Regions from separate parts of the Mus musculus genome. Here all the other regions are linked to region 3. The links are chromatin loops, found by intact Hi-C in ENCODE. Cell type or tissue: heart. All regions are shown on one strand. Each heading gives the region's core, and the rest is flanking DNA. Links, peaks and the distances in the headings are about the cores only.

Region 1 (10,176 bases), core at 1,235-9,234, 59 kb after region 3:
CCACATCCCACCAGCCTGGAGACTGGCTAGGCTTGGGGTGATCTCACTACAACTCACAGAGGATGCCAGTAAAACCAGATCTGCTTCAGGTTTTATTTATTTATTTTTAATATTGCAAGTTCATGAGCTATTCTGGAAATGGGACCCAAACCTAAACATAAAATTCATATAAGCTTCATACAGCCTGAAGATAATTTAAACAATAATTTTAATACTTCTGTACATGAAATGATATTTTACAGTGTGGAAGTTCTCACTTGTGGTGCTGTCCGAGGCTCACAAGGGTTTGGACTCGGCAGCATTTTGGGGTTCAGATCTGAGCTGTGTGTGTACCCCGTAGTGAGGGGGGCAGCTCCTTCAGTTTGATCAGCTTCATCTTACAGTTGTATCATTTGGCCTTACTGATCTACAGCGGAATTTTACACATTTTGAATATGAATCTCTTGAAGTTGTAAGTATTTCATGAAGATACTACTTATGTCCTATGAACAAAGGCATGGTTATTTTTTAAATGGTAGCAAGGTTGGCTGGCCAGTTATTGAGAACAAAAAGCTAAATCCTAGCTCTTTACACCAGAATTAATTCCCGATAAGTCTAGTTACACATGACGAATGCAACTGACTAGAGGAAAAGGTGGCACGTATGGGGACCCACCATGGGGAGTCTGTACAAGACCTTGAAGCACTCCGGGCTCTGTTCCTTAGCTGGGTCTCCACTGGTGTTCTTTACCAGCACAGCCACTGAGAGTAAATACGAGGAAAAGGAAATGGATCTATAGACCCATCAGGGCCCTGCTCATGGCACTGCTGCTTGCTCCTGCCTACGGGGTCACTGATAAGCATTAGAAAGGGATTAAAGATTTGTGAGGTGAACTCTTTTCTCCTTGGCTTATCAGAAAAGGATGTAAGAAAAGAAATATGGAGAAAATGTATGATCATGAGTTACTTTCTATTGCAACCTCAGTTCTCTGTACCCACACTGGTGACCATGGGCTTAGAGCAGCACTAGACAGGGGACATGGCTCAGATGATAAAGGCTATTTAGGTCACCACACCCAGAACCCACATGGGAGGAGGACAGAATTGACTACAAGTTGTCCTCTGACCTCCACAGGTGCAGTCCCACCACACACACACACATACACACACACACACATACAAATCATACACACACAATCACAAACATTTGTCCACACATCACACACACACATACACACATATCATACACAATCACAAACATTTGCTCACACATCACACACACATACACAGCCCACAAACACAGTCACAGTCAACAGATACATATAACTTTAAGACATCCTCCAAAACAAAACAAAACAAAATTTACAGATGGTTGTGAGGTTAAATAAAACTCACAATTTACTTTGCCTGCAAACATTTAATTATCTTCTTTTGTTCTTTGCCCTTTGTTTATTTTGGTTTTTGCTTTTAAGGACCATAGCAGGGAACAGCAGAAGCTGTCAGGCAGTCTTTACCAGAGGAAGCTGAGTATAACTGCCCTGGCCAGAGGCCGATCCTGCTGCCACTTTTTGGCAATGCACAAATACCCAGTTCCTCTACAGAAACCCAGAGTGCCGGCTCCCCCATTAGCAACTCCGGGGTCCTTCTGCAGCGATGCTCGATGCGGGGAGAGAGCTACTCCATTAAAGATGATGAAAGCAAGTTTCCTCTGCCAGGACACCAAGGTGTAGGATGCAGGCCTCTGCCCTGTGACGGTTGTCCTGCACACAGGCGGCCTCTGGCGGACACCGTCCACAGTGGATGGTGTTTTCACAGCGGCACCCGCATGCACATTTTAGAAACAAGTTATGTTTTGTTGCATCTCCTTATGACACCATAAGAAAATTATTCAAGTAATGAGGTAGCTATGAGGAGAGGAAGGGGGGGGGGTAATTTAGTTAACACAAAGCAATCCTTACTGTTAAGTCACACCACAGTGTTAGAATTCTAAACAAATCAACATTTGTCTTCTCTACATTTTCCGACTGCCATCAAGGTAGCCCTGGGCATGCACCAAGGTATTCCTGCATTGCTGCCATCCGAAACCCAAGTCTCAGCTAGCCATGCACCGAAACTCTACAGGAAGTACTCTACAAATCTGTCCTCCTTTGAGAAAAGAACAGTATTTTCAGACTAAATCAGTGATTTCTCTTTTACCTATCTGAAGACTCCCTATTTGTTAAAAGGGAAGTTGTCTTCAAAAGTAAGGAAATCTACTGGCCTGGGTCCACACCGATAGGCACCTTCCATACACAAAGCCCACCCAACGATCCTGCCTACAAGAAAGGTTCCTGGGCTGGGCCATTATCCATCATGCTACAATTTAATAATTCTAAGGTTGCTTTTAATATGGTTGGCAAAAATTACTGACACAGTGTTCTACAAATACCAACATCAGGGAAGAAAGAAAACCCGCTAGTTCCAACAAGGTATTTAACTTTCATTAACAGCAGGAAAGAACGAGAAAAGGTGACAAAGAATGAGAGTGTCCCACGATTCCACAGCGTAGGAGCAAGACACCCACAGTGTGGAGCCCGGACACCAACCACTGAACAGCCACAGAGTCCACGAAAGCCCAGTCCACTCTCCTAACGGAGGCGCCAGCGCCAGCATCCTCTCTCCTTCCAATGCCCATCTTCTGCCCGGTTCTCCTTTTCAGCGTGTTTGTCCTTTAAGATTTCATCTTTAAAATTAACTTAAGTGCCTTCCTCGTCTCTGGGATGACACCAATTAGAGACATTTTATAAGCTTGGAAAATCTTTTTCCCATTCAAATATTTTCACTGTGTTTGCATTTCTCGGTTTGTTCAGTCCACAGACGTTCTACTGGTTTTTCATCTTTGTATGCCAGGCACCTAGCAAGATGTGAGGTGCTTGACAGACAGACCTGAAGGGAAAACAACAAGTGGACACGTGATTTCCAGCCAGCTGTTTCCACCTGACAGTGCTACAGGACCACCTACGACCACAGCAAACCTAACTCACACAGACTGCAACCCGTGATGCCCCCTCCAAAGTTCCATCCCTCACCTCCATCTGTCCCCACACACAATCTGATCTTAGAAAACGGCAGCAGCAGCAGGAACTCAGACACTCAGGCCGGGATGCTTCCTCCTCCAACAGCCAGTTACTGAGTCCATCAAAGCCCTATAGGCTGACTCTCTGGAATCAAAGCCACTGGCGTGTCTGCTCCGGAACTGCGACCAAGGTTTAGTCCCTCTGTGCTCCCTTCTCCACACAGCAGCTGTGGTCTCTTGAACACAGTTTTTTAGATCTTGTTCTGCAAAATGTCAACAGGAACCAGGGACGGTGTCCCACGCCTTGACTCCCAGCACTCGGGAGGCAGAAGCAGGCAGAGCTCCGGGAGTTTGAGGCTAGCATGGTTTACAGAGTGAGTTCCAGAACAGCCAGGACTACATAGTCAACAAAACAAACAAACAAACAAACAAACAAACAAACCAAAATACTGCAATGTTACCAGGAAATTACAAGACTGCACCTTCTTTGTTAAACACTGCATCATTGTAGCAGATACTCAGTTCCCACGCTCTTCTCTTCAGAAGTACCTTCTACAACAAGTAGCTGTCTCTCTAGACCTTCCCTGGAGCCTGTGTTGTACATCAGCAACACACTGGGGTTGACCTTTCACTTGTCATATTACTTCCTTCACCGTGAGATCACAGACTGGACTTTGCAGTACAGCCTGGTGCTGATGGGAATTTTAATCATCCTCAAACAACGCCGTATCAAGTAGCCTTGGATAAGCTCTAGGTTAGATACGGACTGGTATGTTGTCCGATGTAGGTTTATAAAGGTGAACTCAGAAGGGTGGCACCTGTCACACAGCTACACACACGCATAAACTGTGTGGGTGAGTGATGGGAACAAGGTGCTGGACCGGAGAAAGTTTTGGGTTGCCATGGCCGTGAAGCTTTTCAGGAAGGAGTGCTGAGATATATCAGATATCTAGCTAGTTAGTGAAGCATGATCATTCACTGACAGGACGTCACCTAACTGGTCCCCATGGAACTGCAGTCAGTGCTCTTCCTGCATCCCGCAGATACCTCTCATTTCATATAGGCACCCAGCACTGAAGGCCACGAAGGCATCACAGCAGATTCCCAGACAATTAAGTCCAGTCTGACTCTTCCAAAGGAAGCTTTGAGAAGGTAAACGAGTCCGGCAGCTTCTACACACCTGCAGCTGCTCACGCTGGAGGGAAAGCACAGCCAGAAGCAGGCGTGCTGTGTGTGCAGGCTTGCTGTGTGTGCAGGCATACTGCCTGTACAGGCGTACTGTGTGTGCAGGCGTATTGTGCCAGGGTGTGGGCACGTAGGGAAGGGACATCTGCATCCATAAACATTGCTGGGTTTCTTAGGAACACTGGCTAAAGGCTTTTTAATTTAGATATAATTCAATTACAGCCAGATTCTACAGAATGTCTACACAGATATTTTATATAAGATGAGGGAACTTTCTTATTTACTTTCCCTAAATCCTGATGAATGCCAGAAAAAAAGGGCAAAAAAAAAAAAATTCAGACTTTTATTTAAATTTCTGATTGAAATATTTTTAAAATCTGCATTTAAGTTATCGACATTAGAATCCAATTTGATGTCTTTGTAGTATATGTAATATTTGGCCAAGGCAGACTGGAGGTTCCGCAACACGTTTTAGTGACAGACTGGCCATGTGATGGTTTGCATGAGTGCTTCTGGACTTGCATCTTCAGTTGACTTGCTATATAAGCAAGGGGTCACTAGAGTTTACCAGCTGTTTATTTCCTTAGCAGTGTGGACCAATGCGAGTGTGCTGTCTGTCACAGACCCCTCCGTGCTTGACTCGCTGATGCCATTTTCCCTCTGCACAGTCCCTTCTCCCGCAGGGTTGGGAAGACAAACAAAAGGTGGCGCTCCTCCTTCAGCACTCAGTGTGTCTGACTCTGTGGACCACATCTGTACTGATGACGCCCATCCGTCACACAGAGTCACTCCCACAATACCACTAGCCTTTGCTATTGTACTACAGCACCGAGCGCTGGCCCTGAGAACAACATGCACACAGATGGAAAGAATCACGGGTTTTTCTAAAGCTCCTAGATTGGAATTTCAAGACTCAAATATCAGAAAAGTGAGCAATGCTGCTAAGCAGCCTAAGGAATGGCATTGACATGCTACAAATCCATTCCATACTGCACGCGTGCTTTGCTAGGTAAACATATGGCTGGATTTCTCCACTGTGGTGTTTCCTCCTCCTCGCTAGCCTGTGTTTTCTTCTGGCATAGCACCAGATCCGCCAAGCACTAAAAGTTAGACATATGGAATGTGAGGAATGTCTGATAACTTCAGAGATCAGCCCTTAGTCATAAACAAAAATGCATGCCCTTTGAGCTTAGCCTCAGACTCCATTTGAGGCAAACAAAAGCCATGAGGCTGAGTGCAGGCACAGGGGACAAGGTGACACGCAAGGTGACATGGGCTGGGCTGGGCCAGGCGAGCTCTAGATAGAGCTGCTCACAGAAACACCGTCCCTTTATTCTAAAAGCTGATGAGCCACGCAGACCAGAGCCTCGCTGAGGCTTAGAGCAGTAAGTAGCACAGGAGTTAGGAAAGACCACTATCATCAGTGAACAATAAAAGATGTTCTGTCCCTGCCGGCTTTCACCAACCCCTCCTTATCAGGGACATATCTTTAGTAATTTAGCCGATTCTATAGGAACAAGTATGTTCAAAATTAGATAGAACCAAAACTCAAAACAACATAAAATAAATGACTTAAGGATTTGCTCTATTCCGATGAATTAGGAATGTCAAACTGAGTATTTATCTCAACTGAATTATTTTCCCTTGAGACAGGGTTTCTCTGTATAGTAGCTTTGGAACAGCTGTTCTAGAACTCACTCTATAGACCAGTTCGAAGCTCCTCGAACTCACAGAGATCTGCCTGGCTCTGCCTCCCAAGTGCTGGAACTAAAGGTATTCGCCACTACACCTGGCTCAATTGAACTATGAAGGGAAATAAACTTCTGAAAGGAAACAAACATGGTGGCTCACAACTGTCACTAACTCTAGTCCCAGGGGACCAGGTGACCTCTTCTAGCCTGAGGGCACTGCATACACAAGGTACACTGATGTAAAGTTAGGCAAACAATCACACACAAAAAATAAAAATAAACAAAAACTTAAAAAAAAACCATAAATGCAAAGGAATAAAGGAGGGGTCATAGACAAGAGCACCTTAATTAGGGGTAACAGAGAAATGGTAGAGAGGTGACTTAGCAAACCAGAAAAATGGGGAAACCAAGTCACCAAAGAAAAAGCCCAGAAGCAGATCAAATCGCACTGCAAGAGCCTGAAATGGGCTTCCAGCTTCCAAGACTTCACTGTAGCCTGCGCCTGGGAAGCCAGTTAGGAAACAGCGCACCAGAGCTGGCAGGGAGGGAAGAATCAATTCTCTGCAGAGGCTCAACCAGAGGCGCTGGAGACTTGCAGGCCAGCATCTGGTGCAGCTTACAGAAAAGGTGCCTTGTCAGAAACAAAAAAAATGGAGGCAATGTGAACTCACTGAGAGCAAGCTTCCCCAGTTCCCTTGCAGGTCGTTTCGGAGAAGCCCAGGCACTGGGCTGACATTTGTCGGGCTGGGGACGGATTGAGTTGTACCATGGAATGCTAACTAAGGGCCAAGAGGAAAGGCGGGCTGCTGAGGGTGCCCCAGTGATACACAGGCTGTGCCTGAGTACTGCTGCACACTCCCTAGTGCACAGCTTGCACACAGTCCTTTGTGTCTCCTCCTTTAATATCACTAAAAGCTGTGTGTGTCATGAAGGCCAGGCCCTGCTGCAGCAAAACCCTCCACATCTCATATCCTCCTCCCTCAAGCCAAGCCCAGCATTGTCGAAGCTGCCTCTCCAGACAGTGAGCCTCCGCGTGGCTCAGCATCCCTGACTGCACCTTAGATGTCCACACCTCCAACCGGAACAAGCATCAGAAACGGGAGGGACGGGGACACGCATACCATTTCTGCTCTTAATCACTAGCCAAAGTAAATTACTGGGAAGAAAGGTCATTAGTCCCTGGATCTGACTAGAAAAAAAGAGCAGAATGGCTGAGATTAGCTACCCCATTTTCAGACTACACAATTATATACGAAGCCCCCAAAGCCCCCACCAAAAGGCGCTTGGAACTAATACACAAATTTAGCAAAGCAGCCATATTAAAAATATGTAGTTTTTATTCAGGCCATGATGGACTTCCTGAGAATGGAATTAAGAACATTTCATCACAGCCTCAACAACTACCACCATCTAGGAATAAGTCTAACCAACAAGCTGAAAGACACCACCAATAACAAATTACCAGATACAAAACCCTGACGAAAGGAAGTGAGGGAACTAGAAAATGGAAAGGCGTGTCATGCTCATGGATTGGCAGAATTGATAGATACTGTGAAATGGAAATGTTACTGAAAGTAATCTATAGATTCAATGCAATCCCCATCAAAATACCAATGACATTCCTCACAGAAATAGGAAAACAATCACCCTAAAATTCATATAAAAACACGAAAGACTCAAGTCCAAGCAATCCTGCTGAAAAAAATTCTATAAATAGCAAAAAAGGAAATCTCCAATGTCTGACCTCCACACAGCTATGCATCCCCCACCCCCCCACCCCACCCCCACACACAGGAAAAAAAATGTTTTGTTTTTTTTCTTAAATCCTAACACTGGGAAATCAATCCCTGAATGTAATTTGAAAACACAGATAAACACTAAGAGACCATCCGCTGTCGTGTGGTTCACCCTGTGGAGAGGAATCTGAGGAGGAACGGTAGGGGAACCTTGGGTGGAACCCACTGTGCACTCGCTCATTCAACATGTACAACTGACTAGCAGGAAGTTGTAAAATCTTTCTTTAAAAATAATTCCCCAACTTTAATTTTGAAAGCCATAAAACTTCCTGTTGTCTCTATTTACTGATCACAAACTCATCCCTAGAGCAAGCTCAGATGAAGTTTTAAAGTTAAAATTTTCCTAGATATAAATATATGCAAAGTAATATGCAAAACTGTGAACCATAAGGATATTAACACAGTTAGTATAAAGCACACTCCAGCAAGCTTCAGGTCGATAGTGGCATAAATGGCACACCTTGCTCTCCTATGCTTTTGCGTGTTTCCATCTTTGTGTGTGTGTGTGTGTGTGTAGTGTGTGCAAATGTGGGGAGAGATGGCATGAGAAAGAACACAGGTCTCACTCACCGACTTACTATTTGGCTTTACCCAGTCACTCTCTGCCTCATTTTCTTGACACAGAGTCTCTCACTGAGCCTGGAGCTTGGGGTTTCCCCACTGTGTGTGGCCAGTGACCCGCCTCTCTGGGATGACAGGTGTGCGTGGCCACAGCCATCTTTACACAAGTGCTGGGGCTGAAACAGAGATCCCAAAGCACTCAGATCCACTGGGCCATCCCCCGGGCCTGGCTTGGTCTGGTTTGGTTTGGCTTGGCTTGGTTTTACAACAGGGTCTCACTGCGTGCCCAGCCTCCAACAGGCAAGCACCACTGCCCCTGTTCAGCCTTTTTCTAGATGCTTTCTGCATTCAGCATCCTATTAAGAGAGCCATGACCTCCACACTCAGGTACAGCCCATGAAGATGAAGCAGAAACATGTCCAAACTGCTTCTGACACAGGCAGTTGTTGGTACTAAGAACCTTGAAGGCAGCAGAGAAGAAACGATTGGTGGCTGGTGGGGAAAATGTCCATGTCACTGCATTTGAAATGGCTGACCCAGTAAACTCTCAGCAGGCACTTTCCCTTATTTTAGCAGATGACTCCTTCAGAATGCCATTCTACAGTAGTCTGTGATGAACAGGTCTCTGTCTCGTTACCCACTGGGCTGTCAGTACACAGCAGAAGCAGCCATGAAATAGCAAGAACGTCCCTGTCTAGTGCAGCCACAGGCCTCACCCTTAGCACCCTCCCTCCATCAGCCCTGACAACAGTCCACAGATGCCCAAGGCTGGTCTCCTCTCCAGCCCTGCCCACCACAGGATGTAGGCTGCTGAGTGCTCTCTGCACTCTGAGCCTCCTGGAGGCTGGGCTGGCCTGGAAGGTGGTCCCCCGTTGAGTCGTGGAGTCGGTAGGTACAGATCTTCATCCTCGAGCTGTTTTACAGCCAGATGACAGACAGATTGGGGGTGTTTTCTAGAAGGAACCTGACCAGGGCACAGCAACCATTCATCGAATGCCTTTGCAGTTTTAGGCTAATGAGCATTTGGAACGTTCGTCCTCTTGGCATTATTTCAGCTTCAGCTTTATGTTCAATTGGCCCAACAACCCTACTATTCTCTAAATCATTGGAGACTGTTTTCCAAAGAAAACAACCATCCTTTAATTACCCTGCTCTGAAGTGCACGTTAGTGTCCAGGAGAAAGCGTTGGCTTTATAGGAACTTGACAAGTTAGGCAAATGTCTCCAGTCTGTCACATTAAGTAATGTGGGATTGGGCTTTTAAAAGTGCTGCTGAGACAGGACAAAATTTAACTTTTTTTTTTTTTTTGGATAATGTAGTCGTTAAAGAGGTAGCTGGCTGCTTTAGGAGGGGAAGGTTTGACACTTTGTCTGATGCTGCTTCACGTGGTCTCGGGTCCCTAACGCTCCCTGCTTTTTTTTTTTTAGCATGAACACCGTATCATGTGAACAGGTTAAGGATGTAAAAGTCCTGATTCCATCACTGGGATCCATGGTCCATCTAAGCTGTGTCTCTCCAATGGCCACCTAAGAAATAATGGTAATATCCTGTCCATAAAAGCATAAAAACACCTAGATTATACTTGTGGAGTCTTCCTCAACCCTTAGAACTATTATAGAAACATATTTAAGGAAGTGTAGCCATGGTAAAATGAACCCCTCACTTGCTAATTTATCTGCTTGTACACAATTGCTCATTTTGCTACATTCATTATTTCCATTTGTAACATAGAGAATCTCTCCTTCAGGTCACAGACTGATTTCATACCTAAAGGTGGTTTTTTATCTTGAAAACGTTTAGCACATGCCAAGGTGTAAAAGCGTTTACCGTGTGTGAGAGTGACATCTTCCGCCTCTGCTCTCCAGTTTTCTACTTAATGACTTCTACCTCCCAGCATGCACTGGGGCACT
Region 2 (10,176 bases), core at 981-8,980, 79 kb after region 3:
CTAGTGGCCTAAGTTTGACCCCAGGATCAATGTGAAAGGCCGGATGTTTCTGCCTGCGTTTATCAAGACATTAGAATTGCCTAAAATATTCCAAATAATTAACAAGAATATTATGGGGTGGGGGAAAGAACTGCCTAAGAACTTACCAGCCGGGCAGCCTGGAACACACACACACCAGCAGAAACAGGACAGGAAGAAGAAAAGGACAGGAAGAAGAAAAGAAAGTTGCTCTCTGGTCTCCGTCCTTACACTACAACACCTATACTCACACATATCACACACACCCACACACTTTACTGGGGAAGGGGGGCTGTTTGATTCATTTCCAAATAGCTCGAAAATCAGTATTGACAAGAATTTTTTAAAGCCACTTATAATCTCTCATTGTGAGGCAGCTGTGATTTCAAGTGTTTTATAACTAGCATACAACTGAGGAAGAAAGAGGCAAGCACCTTGCTGCAGGACTGCATGGCGCTAAACAGTGCCAAGATTAAGACTCTTCTCTAAACCACTGCACATCATACTCAACTGCACCACACGTCAGAATTAGCTGACCCCCCTCTCTACCTGTGGGGCCCTAAACCACTGACAGTTCGCAGGACGAAGCATCTCACCCGCTGCCATACACTCTTGGCTTTGACTCTTGGCAGACCTTGTCACTTAAGCGAAAGTGCATCTTAGCCTGTACTGTAAAAGAAAGGGGAAGTGCAGAGGGTTTAAAAACCGACATCAGTGAGACAACTCTCATTGCCGACTGCCGAAGATAATCGTGTTTGTTTGGGAGTTATTTTCTAATTACAATTAATAATGGTCCATGTACAATGAGCTTCATTAAACAAATCTTGTCCTGCTACAAACAATTAGTAGGAAAACAACAGAAACCAGAACCCTTATTAGTAAGACAGATCAGGAATAAGTAACGACATCTGGGAGCACGCATCCTTTCTCTCTCTAATTAGTCCTGGCAGTCATGGGCTTAATTATTGCTTTCAGATATTAATCTTAACCTGCATATGAATGACTGAACAATGCTCCAAGATTAGAAATAAATGGCACGCAGTCTTCCTGACCCCACCACATGCATCGCATCTTACGGTCTGTCAATCTTCTTCATGATGCCCTGTGTTTTGTAGCTTTTTTTTTTCAACTGGCGACTGAAATTCTAGAACAGAATACTACACACAATAGCGCGGTTTCCTGGTAAGCACTCACCACTGAGTCCACTCAAATAGTCACATTTCCCCACACTTCTACCTCACATCCTCTCTATAGCCACTTCCTTCCTGTGTCTACATAAACTGCACAGGAAACTGATTCAGACTAATGGAACACTAATAAACCAACTCGCCTACTATTTAAAAGGAATTTATCTTTGTTCCTTTTCAGATATGAGGTCACTCAAACGGGGGAGAAAGTCCTGATGTTGGTTCCAAGGATGTGCAGTGCCTATCAGCTGTCCCCACACCTGAAGGTGTAGGAAAACCTTCTAGCTTCCCTCTTTGCACCCTGAACACCAGTCTTGCCTGCATATTCCCTAGTGCTCAGTATTGCTACTGTGAAATAGCTTAAGCCAGGACCACCAAATGATGTAAAAATCATCACTTAACCCAAAATATATTTTCAATTTCAGTAAAAACTTAAAATGTATTCCGTTTACTAACCTAGAAATAAAATAGCATTAATATTTGCCTAGAAATGCTTGTGTATTATTAAAAATATATAAACCTCCAAGAATGATAGCACCCACTACCCCATAAACAGTTCCCAATTATCCAAATGAAGTTCATCTCTGCTCAGCAGGATGAAGTTACTAAGTGTGATTCATCTCCGGGCAACTCTAATCAATTAGTAATGACTCCCAGAGAACTATCTGTTAGGCAGGATTCTGGGGCAGAGGACAAATAGACCAGAATGCAAGTAGAGAGTGTGGAGCACAGGCTACATGTCTATGCCACCCACGACAGTGTAGTCTGATAGACGTGGTGGCGATGGCTCTCTTCTGACCCCAGATGTCATGCCCAAGTCACCCACTCACTATTAATGAAGTCTTAATTCAACTCAGAGGCTACCAAGTTGGTGTTAATATTAGCTCAATAAGACAGTGTACAGCCAAAATCAGCCTGCTGAAGAATCCCAAAGCAACGACTGTCACCATACTTTACAACTGGCTTTTCTCCTGATGATGACAGTAGGAAGCTCACTGCTCATTCTGGCCTGAATGCTGAATTCTCACGTGCTTTTCTTTATATTGCTCATTCTGGAAGAAAATAACATTTTCTTGGTTTTGACTTTTGGTTTTTGTTGTTGTTTTGTTTGTTTGTTTTTTGTTTGGTTGGTTTTTTGGGGTTTTTTTCGAGACAGGGTTTCTCTGTGTAGCCCTGGCTGTCCTGGAACTCACTCTGTAGACCAGGCTGCCCTCGAACTCAGAAATCCACCTGCCTCTGCCTCCCAAGTGCTGGGATTAAAGGCGTGCGCCACCATGCCTGGCCCTCTTGGTTTTGACTTTATATATAATTTATGGAAGGCAGCTGAACATTTCTGTGTTTTGCCTTCCAGGATACTGAATAGTAAAACCACCCCGCCCACACCCTAGGCCCCTTGGGTAACATTAGCCTGCTGCTGAGTGTTGAGCCAGAACACACACCACAGGGCTCCTCACTGATGCAGGCCAGGAGTGTGCCCAGGGCAAAGGACCCATCCACAGACACGCAGTGCAAACTCCTCAAGTCACCACTTACACACCATTTCAATACTAAAATAAGCACACACGTTTCTTAAAGGGAGACAAAACTGGACGAATCTTTCTTTAGAAGAGTAGGAAGGCGGAGTTTAAAAGAAGCTTGTTCTTAATCTAAAAAAGCCTGTGCACGTGTGTACGCGTACACACATACACACACACCCTTGGGGGCTCTCTATTCTCTGCATTAAGATACTTGGGTGAAAAGGCAGTGCCAGACAACATTGATCCATTCACAGGCACACACACAGGAAGACAAGTCTGCAGGAGGGATGTCCAACAACAAAAAGTGTATTTGGGGCAGCAATTTTTGTTTACTCTAACTACTCAGCTACTCGTGCAGCTGTCAAACAGCAATAGCAAACATTTATTGAGCACTCAGGCACAGGCTTGCGGAGAACATCCTAATAGGGGCCCCATCTGTCCCGTGTCCCTCCCCGATAGATACCCATACCTTCTGCCCACTTGTTTAAATCAGCACCCTTCAACCTACAGGGCCTACCCCAGGCATACGGCCTTTCTGTATCCCCTTCCTGGCATGCCTTGTGCTGTGCCTCAGCCTGCCTGTTGAGAAGGCATCCCCTACTATCATCCACATTGAAGCCAGGCCTCGCTCTAATGAACTGCATACATGTCGTCTCTGAGCCCACCAGCAGTGCTTGTCATGTGGATGAATAATACTTGCTATTTATTTAGAAAGATCTAACATAAAGGCATCACGTATAATTAATAAAGATATCAAAACTGTACCCCCACACGATAAACCCATCACCGTCCACAGAAAGGTGGACTCACAGGTGTCCACAGCACACTGGCATGTGTACAAGTATCAAGGAAAGACCTTGAACAAGATCAACACAAATGCGAACCCAAGGCTTAGTGAAAAATTACATATAAAAACATTGAGCTGCTGAGGCAACTCAGCTGGTAACAGTGCTTGCTGCCAAGCCTGCCAAATCTAGTTGTCAATCCCCAGGGCCCAAAAGGTAGGAGAGAGTCCCTTGGGTGGGCCTGCGACCGCCACATGTCTGATGTAGCACACACGGACACACATATACACAGATAAATGTTTGGAAATTGAAAATGGCCCCTCCCTGAGAGGCACCAAGGAGTTCCTTCCTCCACCATGCACTGTCGCTACGCCATCCCACGAGGCAGCAGGATGTCAGGGCCTGAATTGCACATCCCCTCCTGAACTCTCAAGGTGACTCTGATTACAAACAGGCTCTTTAAGTAGAAATCCAGGCTAAACTAGGGCCTGTGAGGAGTCCCTGGCCAAGCAGAACAAGGTCCTTATAAAAAAGAAACAGCCGAGAACCACTGCCCTTCACACAGAGGGCAGTACTGTCACAGTGGTGGAAACAGACTATCACAATACTTACCACTTCTGTGTGAGTCTAAATCTTCCTTCAAATAACGATGAAAGCTCTTCCTGCCTTTCTTGGCCTGCACCCCTTAGCTACAGTCTCCCACAAAGTGGCCTTCTCCAGTTCTTAAAGAATGAGCCAGGAAGAGAACAAACCCTGCAGGAACGACCTGAAAAGATCCCAGTCCTACATTAGCAATCCTGACTCTGTGGGTCTTCGGCAAGGCACAGAGCATCCACTCTTAGCAACCTAGATGAGTCTAAGGCAGGGTGGACCCTCAGCTGTGTACCCCTGAGCAACTCTGCCCCCTACAGGTCACTCTTGGATTGAGCATCTATGTGCACTGGGGGTGCAGGACACACAAATGTGTGAATGTCTCTCTGTGTGTACTCTTGGCATAACAAACTCTCCCAGCAGGAGAGGCAGGGTCGGGGTCATTCCAGGCTCAGAAGCAAATTTAACAGTCTCAGTGGCTAAAAATGGCAATGTTCCCATCTTCGTCCCCACAGTGGCCCCTCCGCCTGTACACGGGACTGGTTCTGTCATCATTCAGGAGCTTCAGCTGATGGAGACAGGAAATAAGCAAGTAGAAATGAGTCTGGCCTATCGGTAAGCAGTTGGTATTTACTAAGAGGAAAGGTACACAGCTGACAGCAGGAGAGAGCTCGGGAGCTCAGCCTTGTCCACCGTAGGGATGGAACTTAACTAAAGGAAGGGAGCAAAACCATCACAACTCAGCCCCTAAAACCAAGAGTCCCTGCGTGGCCCTCGTACACCTCCTCCAGCTGACTCCATCAGACCCCCACACAACTGAGGTGAACCCCAAATACAGTAATCAGCTGTGCTCCCCACCCCATGTCAGCTCTTAGAATACACGGAACACAAGGTACCAGAGTCAACTCATGCCACCAGTCACTACTGTAGTGCCTGAAACGGCCCACAGTAGAAATGCATACACAGAGACCATCCCCAACTGCAGGAAAACCTTTGTGAGCTTGCAAGAAAAAAGATTTGGATCAGGAGCTCAGAGCAGAGACAGTAGAAAAGACAGGCAGGGCTTAAAGGAAGGTTTTCACCTAGACAGGGTGTCAGTAAATTAGAGAGTTACAAGTCAACACATTTCCCACACAGGTCCCTTCAGCTTTCCCTGCTGAGGGCTGTGGCACTACCTTGTGCTGCAGCTGAAGAGAAGTCACAGGTAATACTTAAACAATAGGAACTCCTGTGCTCCATTCAAATGTCACTCAAAAAATAAAGGCCTGGGCTGGAGAGATGGCTCAGCGGTTAAGAGCACTGATTGCTCTTCTGAAGGTCCTGAGTTCAAATCCCAGAAACCACATGATCGCTCACAACCATCCGTAATGAGATCTGACGCCCTCTTCTGGTGTGTCTGAAGACATCTACAGTGTACTTACATAAAATAAATAAATAAATAAATAAATCTCTAAAAAAAAAAAAAAAAAAAAAAAGGCGGCCCTGGGTCAGATCTGGTTTACAGACCAGTCTGCTAAGCCCTGAACTAAGCATGAGTTTTCCTAATGAGTCTAGGACTCCACTCAGAGCGTGAGCAAGGTGAGAAGCCTAAAAGCAATCCCTACCACCATATCTGGATGCTGAAGACCAGGCTCTCATTTAAGAACAAACTGGTAGAAAACCTCCCTAGGCTTAGGGGCCAGGCAGGGAAAAGACCATCCCAAACTTAAGCCCCAATAATTAGTACAAATTTTTAATTAGGTCTTATACCTTGATTTTATTTTCAATAGTAAAAAACAAAAACAAAAAACAAACAATAACAACAATAAATAACAAAAACAAAACCCACAACTACAGAATTTGATTCCAAAAATCCTTTCTGAAAGAACAAAAGATGGTCAGACCTGAAAGAATTAAAACAAAATCCCACTGAAAACAAAGAACACAGCAGACACAGTGAGACAAACTTCTAACTCAAAACACAAGGATGGGGCAAGAGGAGCAGAGGTGGTAAAGTGATTGCTGCCTTGCAAGCCTGAGGGCCTGAGTTCAAATCCCAGAGTACATGCGAACAGCCAGGCATAGTGGATGTCCCTGTAATCCCAGAACTGAAGTGCTGGAGACAGGCGGACCCCCGGGGACACTCACCATTCTGCCTAGCCTAGTTAGTGTGTCCCTGGTCCCAGTGACACTTGGTCAAGGGGGAGAGGGGTTCCTGAAGAATGACTCCCAAGGTTGACTTCTCACCGCCACACACAGCGTGCATACCCATATACAGACAGACAGACAGACAGACAGACACACACACACACACACACACACCAAACCCTGACAAGAAGCAAATGTTAAGTACAAAACAATAAAACTCCTGAGTGACAGCTCTGAAACCAGAATCCATCTCAATAATCAATGGCACCTTATAATTAGCCACTTTAATATGAGTGTGTGTGAGTGTGTGTGTGTGTGTGTGTGTGTGTGTGTGTGCATAACCCTTACATCAATGGCTTTTTCTTTTTTGGTTTTTCAAGACAGGGATTCTCTGTGTAGCCCTGGCTGTCCTGGAACTCACTCTGTAGACCAGGCTGGCCTTGAACTCAGAAATCCGCCTGCCTCTGCCTCCCGAGTACTGGGATTAAAGGTGTGCGCCAACACTGCCCAACCATCAATGACATTTTAAATGTGGAAAAATAAGGCACTAGTGAGCTGAAACCTAACAAATACAACAAAAAAATAATAATTCAAGACCAATTCAAGTTCTTCCAAAGAACACAAGGTCAACTAACACTGGAATATGAATTGATATGTTTATTATTACTCAGGCCTCTCTCTTTCTCTTTATACACTCTCTCTCTCTCTCTCTCTCTCTCTCTCTCTCTCTCTCTCTCTCTCTCTCTCTCATGAGTATATCAAAAAGAAGAAAACCTCATGATAAAATTCAGCAACCATTTGTTTTATTTTATTTTACTTTAAACTGTCTCGTGGTGTCCATCAGTGGCAGTCGTGACAGTTTGTTTGATTCTGGAGCAGGGGCCCCTTCCTAGACCAGGGAAGGCTTGGGACGGACACATGTACTGGTGACAGATCAGCTGAATCAACCCTGCCAATAAAGCGGGTGGCAGATGTCGGGGTGGATCAGCATCATCACATCCACAAGATGACTTCCTGGACCTGGTAGTGATGCCCACAAATACCTGTGTAGGCTGACAGCACGCCCTGTGGGATTTGGACCAAACAAAGGCGCTCATTATTTCTAGCTCAGTCCAACCCTGTATTCCAGCTCTGAGCTAGAACTGTACGGCAATGAAAAGAAGTAAAAGAACTAAAGGAAAGCAAGAAAGAACAGAGAATCATTATTCATAAATGGTATTAATGTCCTCACAAAAATAATCCAGGGGCTCTCTCTACCCAATGTCAAGATTTCTAATAAAGCTGAAATACTAAAGAAAACGTGACATTGGTAAAAGACTGAATTAAACAGACTAAAGGAAATGTAACAACAACAACAAAGGCAGATACACACGCACACACACACCCACACACAGATGAACATGTGTAGAAACGGTGTTGAAGCCCATCACTCCTCCCAGTGACAAGGCTAGGCATTCCAGTACGTGGCACTGAAACCAGAGCCACAGAACAGGAAAAGAAACTCACCAGAATGCAACACCCCAAAACTAAGTCCTGAAGAGTTACTGACCCAAATGTGAAAGATCAATCCTCAAATCTGTGCAAAGAGAATACAAAACACAAGATTCTTGAGCAAGAAAAAAGAAAGAGACCAATCATGAATTAGAGGTTGGATAAGTCTGACTGCACTTAAGACCAAAACACCAGCACCTCAGGGCTGGCAGGGTGGCTCAGTAGTTTAAAGGGCTCTCTGCTCACTGAGGAGGGCCTTAGTTCAAGTCCCAGCACCCACATGGTGGACCAAAACCTTCCACAGCTCTAAGTCTAAGGGACCCAACACCCCCCTCTGACCTCTGGTCACCAGGCGCACACATAGTAAACAGATATACCTGTATGCAGGTAAAACACACATAAATAATAAAATCTTAAAATTAAAAAAATAATTCTAAAAACCAAAATGTAACTCCATAAAGATGGGAAACAAAGAAGAGGGAGGGAGGGAGGGAGGGAGGGAGGGAGGGAGGGAGGGAGGGAAGGAGGGAGGGAAGAAGGGAGGGAAGAAGGGAGGGAAGAAGGGAGGATAGAAAGGCCAGAAACACTGGGCAGTGGTGGCACATGGGCAGTGGTGGCACACACTTTTAATCCCAGCACTTAGGTGGCAGAGGCTGGCGGATTTCTGAGTTCGAGGCCAACCTGGTCTACAAAGTGAGTTCCAGGACAGCCAGGGATACACAGAGAAACCCTGTCTTGAAAAAAAAACAAAAACCAAAACAAAAACAAAACAAAGAACAAAAACAAAACAAACAAACAAACAAAAAGCCCAGAAACTAGAAGATACTTGGAGCATAAAGAATTTACATGGGAAATTTCTAAAGTGTATAAGGAACTTTTAAGAATCAGTAAAAGTCTGGCAATAATGGAATAAGCAAACAAAACCCCACCCAGGAACTGCAAGGGAAAGGACCAAATGGCTACAAACAAGATCAGGCTCAGCCCCATTCTCAGAAGAATCTCTGCCTCTAAGTAGTTAAGTTTGCTGAAATGGAAGGTTTTAAGTGAATCAGGCATTGGTGGCATATCTGAGCACTCTTTTTACAATGTGAGGCCATAAATACTTTCTCTCCATTTTTTATAATTCTGTGTTTTGAGCTTGTCGTCACCTTGTCTTAATTTCTGTACATGTTGTCAACGTGTCTTTCTTCAACTGTCCCCACAGTTCAGCTCTCAGTCTGCCCACGCCACACTCCGCAGTTGTGTGGTCCAAACTCATAAGCATCCATGAGCGTCTTCTGTTTGTATGGACACATGGCTTCCTGGAGACTCCTGACTGCTACAGCTTCTCAAACAAACACCGAGTCATGGCTGGAGAGTCCGACCCGCAGCCTTCACCCTTCCTTCAGAAAACTGGTTTCTCTGTCCCAGCTCATTGACGCTTGCTTCGCACAAACATTTTAGAGTCAGCGTGTCCCTATGTACAAGAACTCCTGCAGCTGTCGGGAGGTTTGTTTGGGGATGTTTGAAGTACGGGAGCAAACCCAGGCCTCTCACAAGCTAGAAAAGTGTCCCCCTCTGGGCTGCGCCCACAGCCCTGTGCTGGCATTTTCACTGGAGTTGAAGCAAATGGCTTTTGGGGAAAAAATGACCTTTTTGGAAGGTGTTACCTTTTCCCTATTAAGATGTACAAGGACTAGCATGATGCCTTTCACGAGGTTGAGAATCCATTCAAGAAAAGTTGCTCGATCCAGCTTAATGAACTCCATGGCCTTTGCGTGCCTGAGGAGGCACCGCCCCACACGTTCAGCCCATACTCTGGAGGAGATTGGGGCAGTTTCAAAGTGCAAACCCTAGCCCAATTTTGAGGGTAGTTCCAGTGGATCTCTTGGTTACCCATCTTGCCTTCAGACAGCCAATGAGGGACAAGGTAATGAGTGACATTTTAAGGAGCTTATTATTCCAGCTCACAATGATAGTGTCCTGTCTGTCTGTCTGTCTGTCTGTACATATGAGGCAAAGGCTCCAGTATCCCACTATGGCCTCAAACTTGTGATATAGGTGAGGATAGGATGACCTCCGGCCTCTACCTTCCTTCCGAGTGGTAGGACAGCCCACTGCGCTCCCTTGCCTGGTTTGCACAGTGCTGGGAATGGTTTGTGCATGCAGGGCGAGCAGTCCACTGACTGGGCTGTACCCCTAGCACCAGCCTCCACCTCACATTCGCTCAGAATTTCCTCCATTTATTTCTTAATAGCATTGTGACATCGTCGGAGCATGGCCCTTACGCATATTTAAATTCATTGCTTGGGATTTCACCTTTTGAAGCTCTTACAATGTCCACTTTCCATTGCCTACTGTTTTAATTCAGTGCCCGTGCTCCACCCGCAGGGAAGAAGAGTCCTTGAGCACACACAGGCGGCTTTCTTCCAGGGACCCATTGGGGATGCTGGCAAACACTACCCTCACCCAATGCCAGTC
Region 3 (10,176 bases), core at 1,187-9,186:
GGAGAAAGAGGACCGTATACTTTCTTTATATGAAGAAGAGCAGTGCAATCCTTCCTAAAATGGCTTGGGGGTGGTGGCAAAGCGAGGGTCTGCACTTACCTGTTGCGCCCTCACACAGCAGCTCCCCAGGGCAATCGCTCAGGCCTTTATCCTCAAGGAGAGGTTGGGATGCTCCTCCCGAGTCTGAATCCAGCAAGGCCTGGTTTTCACCAAGGCCAACGTCAGCAAAGCGGCGACTCAGCTCGCAGTCCTCAAAGTCGGTAGGGAACTGGTGTGGAGAGGTGTCATGGGAGGACCCTGGAAATACGCTGTCCAGGACAAGAGGAGAGCCGGGAGGCGACAAGGAGGAGAGAGAGGACCTGGAGGACAGGGATGCCACTGACTTGGAGGCCTCCGTCAGTGGGGTTGTGTGGCTGCTGGCTGTCACTCCCACCCCACAGAGCCCACTCTGGCCGGGCTGGCTGGGGGACTTGACCACCTCATTTTCGTGGATGGTGGTGATGGGTCCGGAAGGAATGTAGCCACCCTTCTCTTGAAGAAGGAAGTCCAGTTTATACTGATAGTCTGTGTCCATCTGGTCGCCCTGGCTGCTGTAATAGAGTTCACTGGAACTGAGGGAGTTGAGTGACCCCCTGCTGGAGGTGTTCAGAGAGCCCCGACTGGAGGCCAGGGACCCTAGACTGCTCCCAGATGACATGGACAGTGTGCTGGAGGAGAGGCTGGAAACAGGAGAACAACACACTGTAAACTCTGCGTTCCACAACAAACACAGCTACAGGCCCCGGTGGCTCCCACAGCCCAGGCAGAGGACGTCTCTACTGGAACACAGACTTCCCTACCCACTCACTACTGTCACCAACCTGGCTCTCCACATACACCTCATCAATCACAGCTACCAGGAGTGGTGGCGCACGCCTTTAATCCTAGAACTTCAGAGGCAGACAGATATCTGAGTTCAAGGATAGCCTAGTCCACATAGCCAGCTCTAGGATAGCTACACAGAGAGTCTCTGTCTCAAAAATACATACATACATTAACTAGTCTTTTAAAAATTTAATGATCCAAGCGGGTAAAGCGGTGTACACCTTTAATCCCAACACTCAGGATTCAGAACCAGGTGGACCTCTGAGGTCAAGTTCAGCCTGGTCTACATATCCAGTTCAGGCCGAGCCAAGGCTTCACAGTAAGATTATCGTTCCCACTACCAATGATGCACCTTTTGCAAAATTTAAATTTAAAAAAAAAATCAAATGCCTTGCAGAGTCATCCACAGCCACTTCATACTTCATACAGGGCAGCTTCTGTCGCTAAGGAGAAAGGCTTCCTATGAAGGCCACCGAGCCCCAGCTCACCAGGAATGCCAGGGTGACATGCTAAGCCGTGCCAGAAAGTCACATCAGCGATTTCACAGGGACCTTCCAGCTCGTCGGTAACAGGTGGGATAACGGCTGTGATAAGGTATTTTCTCAAGTCTTGAGTGACAGATAAAGTCAACCCTCTTTCTGTGGGGTATTTCAAAATGCATCCTAAATATAAACAAGGATTTTGGAGGGGAAAATGTACTTCTGCATTTGGTACTTCAGACATTAATTGAGTGAGGGTAACTGACTTGTTCACTTTTAAGCAGCTAAAAACCAACTAAAGAGGACCAGGCCGTGCCTGGACGCTGTGGGAAACAGTTCCCTTGAAGAACATAGCTAGCTTACCTTTGAAGTTGCGAGTACAAGGAAGTAGTTAACTTAGTAGTTTCTTCAAGTTTCTGTAGCAGCTCTTTTCTTTTCTCTTCCAATTTCAATCTAGGGGAAAAAAAGAGAAACAACAGAAGACATTAATTTTCAAATGAAAGTGTAAAAACCCAAATTAACAACAGAAAACCTGATTATCCCAGAATCACGTGTAAGAAGGGAGCACTGGCTGGTTTTGTGTGTCACTTGACACAGCTGGAGTTATCACAGAGAAAGGAGCTTCAGCTGGGGAAATGCCCCATTGAGATCCAGCTGTAAGGCATTTTCTCAATTAGTGATCAAGGGGGAAAGGCCCCTTGTGGGTGGTGCCATCTTTGGGCTGGTAGTCTTGGGTTCTATAAGAGAGCAGGCTGAGCAAGCCAGGGGAGGCAAGCCAGTAAAGAACATCTCCCCATGGCCTCTGCATCAGCTCCTGCTTCCTGACCTGCTTGAGTTCCAGTCCTAACTTCCTTGGTGATGAACAGCAGTATGGAAGTGTAAGCCGAATAAACCCTTTCCTCCCCAACTTGCTTCTTGGTCATGATGCTTTGTCCAGGAATATAAATTCTGACTAAGACAAAGGGGATGTCTGTTTGACCTTGGTAAAGAGAAAACAGAATAACCAAGAGAGAAGGAACCAAACAAGGTTACAGCCATGATAAATAAACTAACTGGGGGTTACGTCCAGTCCCAGAGCTTGGAAAACTCAGTCTTGGAGAAATGGCAAAGGGGTTACAGCAGCGGCACCAAGCCCAGCAAAAGCCCAGCAAAGACTGCAGGATCTTACGGGACTGCAGGCTGACTTGTCACCTAGAAACCATTGGGCAGCAATTTGGAAATGCAAAAGGCCACCTTAGGTACTGAATTCATTGAGTGCTGCTATAAAATAGCGCCTACAGTGCTCAGTTCCTGGGACTTTTAGCTGACAGAGGCCGTTCCACAGGGCGCTCTGGGCCCAATCCTGTCTTATCTCTTGGAGCACATTACCGTACAGGTAGAGCACTGTACAATTTTATCTCGAAACAAACTCATTTCAAAAGAGGTCAGGCATCGAAAGAAAATGCACAAGTTGAATCAGCGGGGACTTGAGACTTCATCCAAGGAAGGCAGTGCCTTGATCCTGCTCTGGGATACCCAGCTTGTGAGCCCAGGACCCTCTGGCAAGCTGCTGGCTAGAGGGGCTCGCCTTCCCTCCTGCGTGTACCTGACAAAAGGTAAAGGGATCAAAGGGACTAAGGCATGGGACAGTGCTCTACAGGCCACAGAACAATCACACTAGCTCACAGCCCTGCAAGGTCGGGCTATACACAATTAGGTTTGGAGAAAAAAAATAAAACCTACCCAATTTCATCTTATTTATAGGTACCTATTCCTTTGATTGTCTACAACACAACTTCTATTATATCTTACAATTAAAAAGTAATTCTTAACCCTGTCTCGAAAAAAACAAAAAAAAAGTAATTTTTGCCATTTTCTGTAACACTGTTGTGATCAATTCTTTCACAATTGCATTTTAAAGAACAGCTACTTTTTGAAATCTCTTAGACAAATCTATTCAATCAGGAAGAAAAATTAATGCAAAGAAGAACTGAGTCAGAAGACATGATGGTCTGGAGGAAGCCCCAAACACTGCCAATATATATATATATATATATATATATCCTACATATCAGATTTCTTAATGCACAGGGCTTTTCTCCCGTTCTCCAGGCCGTGATCTTGCTCAGCAGCTCCTGTGTCAGCTCCTGTAGGCTGCTCTCAGCTACCAGGCTGGGCTTTGGGCTCATGTGAGTGAGTGAGGGGGGGGGGGGGTGAGTGTCTGTGTGTGTGGTATGTAGGCCAGAGGTTGATGTTGATGTCTGGTATCCTTGGAGATCATTTTCTACCGTATTCATTTTCACTGTTTTATGTGGATGGCTGTTTTGTCTCTGTGTAGGTTTGTGTACCACATGCATGCATAGCCTGCAGAGGACAGAAGAGGGTCCTCTTCCTCTACATAAACTTCTTGCTGGAGTCACTAGAGGGACGATAGAGGAACCCTAAAAAGCCACAGAAACTTAGTAGGGCAGCAGTTTCTGCCCTTCATGTCGTCATCAAGCTTCTCCGCCGAGGGCACCTGGGCTGCAGGTCTTCTTCAGACTCTGAAGTGTCCTTCCTCCCAGGGGACTATGACTGCAGTCCTCTTTCTGCACTCGGCTGTCTGAGCTCCTTACCAGCCCTGTCCTTCTGGTGTCTTCATCCAGAAAGGGACTTTTCACTCCTGCCCCTAAAAGAGCCTCCCCTACACACCCTGTTTCTCTTCCTTGCCCTGGGCGGCCTATCAGGCCATCACCTCTTCCTGCCTCTACTTTAGCACCAGAGGGAGATGGGCACTGCCTCCCGTGAACTCACAACTCTGCACCTGGGAAAGCATCCGAGCCAACGACCCAGTAAGACTAGTCTCTTTTCCATTCAAAAATTAAATTAAATAAATGGCACTCACACACATCCCTGCCCACTTGTTTTAAATAATCTTCAGATGCCTTAGCAACATTTAAGTAATCCAGGCACATCGGACGATTCTAGGTAAGCACCTGGAATTTGTGGGAAGCAGCAAAAATCTGTCAGCAGCAGGAAACCACAGCTTAAGGAATGCTGTGGGCGAGCTTACATACAGGAAACTGAAAGGGAGAACAGTTCTCCCTTGCCCCATGCGCTCCCACAATGAATCTGGCTTGTGCAGATGCTCTTAATCGCCACTAGAGGGCGATCTCAGCCACAGCCGCCGGGTGTACACTGCAGGTGTTACACTGGCCACAGAAATCAGGATCAGGATACACAGGATGGCTGAGAACTGAGTTTAGTGTCTTGAGAGCTCAGTTTGAACCACCCCTACTCCTGAAATAATGAAGAAGCCACAACAGAATGGAAAACAGGAAAGCTTAAGGCAAGGCAGCAAGGAGCGTTCTTTGGTGGCCACATGGGCAGCAGGAAGAAACGGAGGGTCTGGTGTTGCCGATGTACTTGATGATGACGCTATGTGAACTCTCCTTTCAGGGTGTTCCTGGACACCACCTGCCCGCTCCGACACTGAGGAGGTGTAGCTCAGAGACGAGGTCTCTGAATCAGGTTCAAGGACAGGTTGGGGACAAGCAGCAATAGAGTAAGTGTGTAGAGTGGTACAGAGCAATGACACCAGGGCACAGAGTGTGAGCTCAGCCAGAGTAGCAACAGCAGCATTAGCAGCTAGAGCCAAGCCCTGTGGTGCTGCATCTGCCTGGGAGTGAAGGGCCTGCCTGCTCCAGTGCTTGCTGTAGCAGGAGGCTCTGATCTTTAGGATACGAGGGGAGGAGCCATGAGAAAAACCAAACAAGCAAAATCAGAGATCCACTCTGTGGCACAGAGATGGGGATCTGTCCTTGACCACAGGTACTGAAAGGACATTTGTATGTACTTATTTACTTAGTGTGGAAGTGGCTTGCCATCCAAAGGACCCAAAGTCTGCACAGTACACAAATGATAAACACATCTCTTTCGGGCACTGTTCAGTCTACAGCAGACACACTGTGCAGCTAACTACGCTGCCTATTGCCCACATGGCACAAACCCCATGGCTGCTTCTCACTAAATATTATCATTATTTTATGTAAGGGCTATGTAGCGTCTGCTTCTGAGGAGTCCCAACCTGACACTAGAGATGTGACAGTCACTATGTAGAAGCCACTGAGGAGCAAACCATCCCCAGTACAAGCGTCAAGCATGCTGCCACGCCTGTAAAGGCTGCTAAGATGAGCTCTCCCCGCACACAGCCAAGGAGGAGCAGAGGGCTTTCCGGGCTCACCTGCTACAGAGGACAGCAGAGAGACAGCCTTGCATGGAAGATGTGCACGGCTACTCTAGAGTCTCCACGGCCTTAGCTCTATAACCAAAGACTCAACAAGCCCGGATCAAGGTGCTCAGGGAAGACCCTGGGTTTGTGCTGATCACGTGACCTTTAGCATCACAGAACGGCAGCGTTTCTTGAGCACGTGCACTGTGTTGGGAATCCTATGCAATCTAGAAAGTAGTCATGCTTCTGAGAGGACACATGCACCTTTTGTTAACACTACACAGTCTATTCGGAGCAGTTATGACTGTGTATCAGGGAGGGTCCTGGAACCAGCCCTTGGGACATCAAGGGGACAAGGCATGGCATTGAGTAAGTGTTGAGCAGTGTAAATGCACCAGCCTCTTACACAGCGAGCTCACCAACGCTGCCCGCTTCCTTCCACCCACTGATGAATCTCCAAACGAAAACCAGAGTGTTCTTCCTTTTGTGCCTGTTGGTGCTTGCTACCCCGACCATCCTCACACCTTAAGCTAAAACTCTGATCAGCACTAGGCAGAGAAAGCAGAGGAGGGGGGCGGGGACAACAGTGAGAACTCAGCTGAACAGGTGCAGTTGTCAGAGGATTTGCTCTGGGGACCTGCTTGTGCTCCCTAAAACCAGGATGCTGCAGCCAAACCGTGTCTCCATCAACATGACTCCCCAAATGGCGAAACTCAAATTGTTCACCCAATCAGTTATGGCAGCTTTTTGCTCCCCACCCCACTGTCAAAATGTTTTGACGTTTAAATCTAGGTATTTATTGAGAAATGGAAATTAAAAGTAAAGAGGCCAAGAATTCAGAAAGGTTCTGGGTGGATGTTTGAACGTATCTCCAGGTCTCTTGAGACACATGTGGGTTTGCTCTGGGGCAGACACTGCTCCTCCCGAGCCATCTGTGACGAGCACTGATCTGAAGGGCCAGTTTGTCACCAAACAGGCACCCTGGCATAGCGGCAGCAGTGTGGGCTCAGGGCTCTGCCACAGGTATAAGGGACTCCAGAGTCCTGCCCATCTGCCGGCGGGACTGGATAGTTTAGAATAAGTAACTCTTACACCTTCCCTCAGAAAGATAAAAAAAACTGCTCATAATGATTACCTCTGCCTCAGAAGCAGGCTTCAACTGACAAGCCACGTGCAAGAGACATCTTGTGACTGATTAAGATATCAAAGAGAGCACGCAGTCTTTTCCTTTCCTTGTGAAATTAAAAGCAATAAACATTTGACTTCTTGTGAGTGTAGAAAGAGATCAGGAAGGCTCACTTCTGCAACAGTCTAGGTCGACATCATCAGAAAGCAGCAGTTTATGGCTATTGTTATCAGACTCGCTCAATGGTGCACCGCATTCCTGATTTTATGTCAACATTCCTTAGGTATTCGACATCTGTCACGAGCTTTTCACATTCCAAACAGACACAGAGGAACCAATACTTGGGGCATAGGAGGGTGTGCTTCACTGCTCTAAAGACATTTCTCTTGCGTGAGTCTACTAACAACAAAAGCTATTTAGAGTCCCAAACCTGGGGGTCTGTCACCAGTAAGGCACAACCACAGGTCTAAGTCACCCTGTTCCCAGAAGAAAACAAACCTCTCGGTTAGAGCCCTGCTGGGTGAGCCCCGGGCGGCCATCAGCTCTTCCTCCAGGTGCTGGCGCTCGGCTTCCAGGCGCTCCAGCTCCTCCTGCGAGCGCTTCTGCGGGGTGATAAACTGCAACTCCTTCAGAAGTTCTTCTTTCTCATTAATCAGCATCAACTTCTCCTTCTCGATGTCCAGGGCCCCAGGCCAGGCCTCACCATCCAACTTTGACAGTTCAATTTTCAAGTTAGCCATGCTAAAGGACAGAGAAGACACAAGCATTCAGGAATCCCACGAAGGGAGACGCCAAGCCTAGGCTTGTCTGGATGCAACGGCAATCTATGGATTCCCCCGAGATGCGGTGTGTGTAACAGGCACACACTCCACATCAGATGAACAGACACATCTAAAGCAGAGGGCACCAGGTGGGCATTCCTGGTGTGTGGAGTGATGGGAGGGTACCCACAAGCTCCCACAGAGAAGTACACTGAATGCTAGGGTGCCCCAAAAATGCTACTGAAAATCAGTTTTCTTCCCGAGAAACCGCACTTCCCAGAGAAGTGGGTGGACACTGGAGTATTAGGAGATCACAGAAGGAAGACATGATAGGGTGGAGCCTCGGTCAACTCATATTAAAGCAAAATCAGTTCATTAAGGATCCACATCCCCAAGGCTAATGGTGTCTCCCAGCCTCCCTTTCCTCAGGCCTCACCCTGGGAAATCTCCCTCCACGGGGCCCGGTAATCACTAACTACAGAATAATCTCTCCCGTCTCGGGGTCTATGGCTTCTGACCTATGCTCCCCTGTACTGGTTGTTTGGCTTCATGGACCTTAACCAGTGACTCAAAGGTGGCTGGTGTGGCAGCCACAGAGTGGAGAGGAATGGACGGAGGAAGACGAGGGAAAGTGCCACAGCAGAGCGTCCGGTGCCACAGTTCTGCCGGCTCCCAGCTTCCCTGTGTCTAGAATACAGTCGTGGACGGCCAAGGTTATGGAACTCCCAGCTCAGCACAAGCTCTGGAATGGACGGCTCACCCTGCAGCAATGTGAAGCCATCAGGACTTCCCACAAGATGGAAGCTGGAGGCTCCTTGGCCAGAAGGGGCAAGATCCAGATGGCCTATGGCCACGGCTGGTACCGACACTGACATCAGAGTCCTACATAAACCACAGATGGTTGCTTGGGCTACTGGGCAGCATATATCACATATGAAAAAGAGAAAGGGGATTTGTTCTTCCTATTTTGAAGAAACTATACAGAAAAGGAAGAACTATTATGGAAAACACCTGGAGACAAGGCTGTGTGGTAGGGCCGCACCGTGTGCCATCGGTCAGTCTCTTCCTGTGGGTTTTAAAGACAACAAAGCTGTCCTAGATGGTACATGGCAAGTGTGTGCGTCTCTCCCCCTACTGTCTGCTTACGACAGATATAGTAGCATCAGCTATTCTTCAGCCTTAACCACGAAACCATAAACAACTGTCTCAACGCACTGGAAAATTAATCATCAAATTGCTAAATGAGCATGATATTATTAGCTTCATTGAGCATCTAAAACAAAAGCTGCAGGAGAACTCGGGCTCAGGGAAGAGCAGCTCAGAGCCTCCCTTGTTAACAACCTAGGAGGGAATGCGTTCTCAACACAGCAAAAATCCCTTGTGGGTTCCCTTCTGCTCAGCATCACCAGTAACCCTTAAACCAATTCCAAATAACACCAGTGCAGCCAAGTGGCAGAGAAGTAATGACCTAAGGTTAGATGTAATCAAAGCAGCCATTTGAGCTGGGAGTGACAGCACAGCAGAGGGAGAAAGGTGTCACTTACTCAAGGGCATACGAGTAGGCAGACATTGGACTATAATTTGAAAAGAGTGCACAGATCTGATGGGGAGAGTGTGCAGGGACTTCCAGGACCTAGGAAGGGAAATGTTACCTAAGTTCTGGAGGTAAGGGACTGTGACAGCCAGTTACTCTAGAGATCACTCAAGGTGTCCCAAAGACTTGACCTTGTTGTCTTTGGGACACCTTCAGTTATGGCCATTAGCCTTCAGAAAACCAGGCATAAAGCTTGGGCTTTGTCCATGGCACAACCAAAGATTTCTGGCCACTAGAGGGTTGGACTGCTCACAGCGTGAGCACCTTTGAACATGCCACCCAGGAACAGGAAGAGCAGTCAGGTCACTGGGCCTCCACACCAAACTTCAGCCCTCATAACCTACTGAAGACAGACCCCCCCCCTCCCACACCCCCAACACCAGTTCCATTCCTGGAAAGGAGATAGCCTAATATAAAAACCTTTCCTACCCTCAAGACATTTAAAATCTGTCAGGGGAAGTTTAAAGAGACATTAAAGTTCGCTGAGCTAAATGCTACTCAGAATGACCAAGGGACTTGTTCAAGGCCATGCGGTTAATCATGTGTGGAATGAAGCCTGGGTTTCTGTTCAGTACATTGAAGACCCAAGTACTGTCTGAAACTCTGGCTGACACAGAGGCAAATACCGTAGTAATATTCATCTCACTTTTCGAGAGCCAGATAACCTCTAAGACCTATGGTCAATTGCTTTAAAAGTCCATCGTCTCTAGTGACAAGGGACACGTCTGAACAGGTGATGGTACTTATGGCAGAAGACACAGCACTCCGAGAGGAGAAATGGATTGAGGCCTCACTCTCCTGTGTGTGTGATGATGTAGTAGTTCCTAACGCCTCCCAAGATGAATCCATGTTTAGGCTCTTAGAAGAAGAATAAAATCAATTATATCAGAATGGCCTCCACCTCAGAAACAAGTGGGGTGTGCTATAGTCTGTAATACTCTGAGTATCCACCTGCTTATATTAGGGTCCTGTGGTACCCTAGCAGAGTCAAGGAATTAACCAGACAGGAGCACGAGGGTTAGTAAGAGCTGATGAGGGTCAGTAGAGATTCCCTCCTCTTTCCCTGGCCTGTCAGAGGGGACAGACACACAATGCAGTGCCCTCCAGGAGGCAGCAGGAAGCCTTCAGAGCAAAGCTTCTGAGAGCTAAGTCCCCAGGAGAGG

Evidence for each region. Hi-C counts contacts between places; a loop is a spot of excess contacts. Peaks named below come from ENCODE experiments on the same cell type or tissue, not always from the same donor. Only the 100,000 strongest peaks of a DNase experiment are listed, where the experiment ranks them.
Region 1: a loop joins it to region 3, with 2.3 times the contacts of the local background. A loop is called at or near these places in 9 of 42 quality-filtered maps.
Region 2: a loop joins it to region 3, with 6 times the contacts of the local background. A loop is called at or near these places in 15 of 42 quality-filtered maps.

The regions. Positions count from the first base shown.
Region 1 is chr8:47,927,253-47,937,428 of GRCm38, forward strand. The region is part of intron 1 of Wwc2 (WW, C2 and coiled-coil domain containing 2); the gene reads right to left. Among named protein-coding and RNA genes, the nearest start is that of Gm39173, 17 kb to the right of the region's middle. In heart, for the core only: CTCF peaks have their summits at 1,750 and 4,918; a DNase peak (open chromatin) is centred at 4,959; H3K4me3 peaks cover 867 bases; H3K27ac peaks cover 4,425 bases.
Region 2 is chr8:47,947,168-47,957,343 of GRCm38, forward strand. The region is part of intron 1 of Wwc2 (WW, C2 and coiled-coil domain containing 2); the gene reads right to left. It overlaps Gm39173 (a long non-coding RNA gene), which reads right to left and starts at 2,444. Exons shown (of 3, transcript XR_870421.3): 1 at 1-2,444. In heart, for the core only: a CTCF peak has its summit at 4,412 (motif pointing left); a DNase peak (open chromatin) is centred at 4,444; H3K4me3 peaks cover 327 bases; H3K27ac peaks cover 1,138 bases.
Region 3 is chr8:47,868,073-47,878,248 of GRCm38, forward strand. Wwc2 (WW, C2 and coiled-coil domain containing 2) reads right to left here. Exons shown (of 23, transcript NM_133791.5): 9 at 7,157-7,399; 10 at 1,707-1,796; 11 at 100-719. Among named protein-coding and RNA genes, the nearest start is that of Cldn22, 49 kb to the left of the region's middle. In heart, for the core only: a CTCF peak has its summit at 4,462 (motif pointing right); no DNase peak of the experiment used is centred there; H3K27ac peaks cover 538 bases.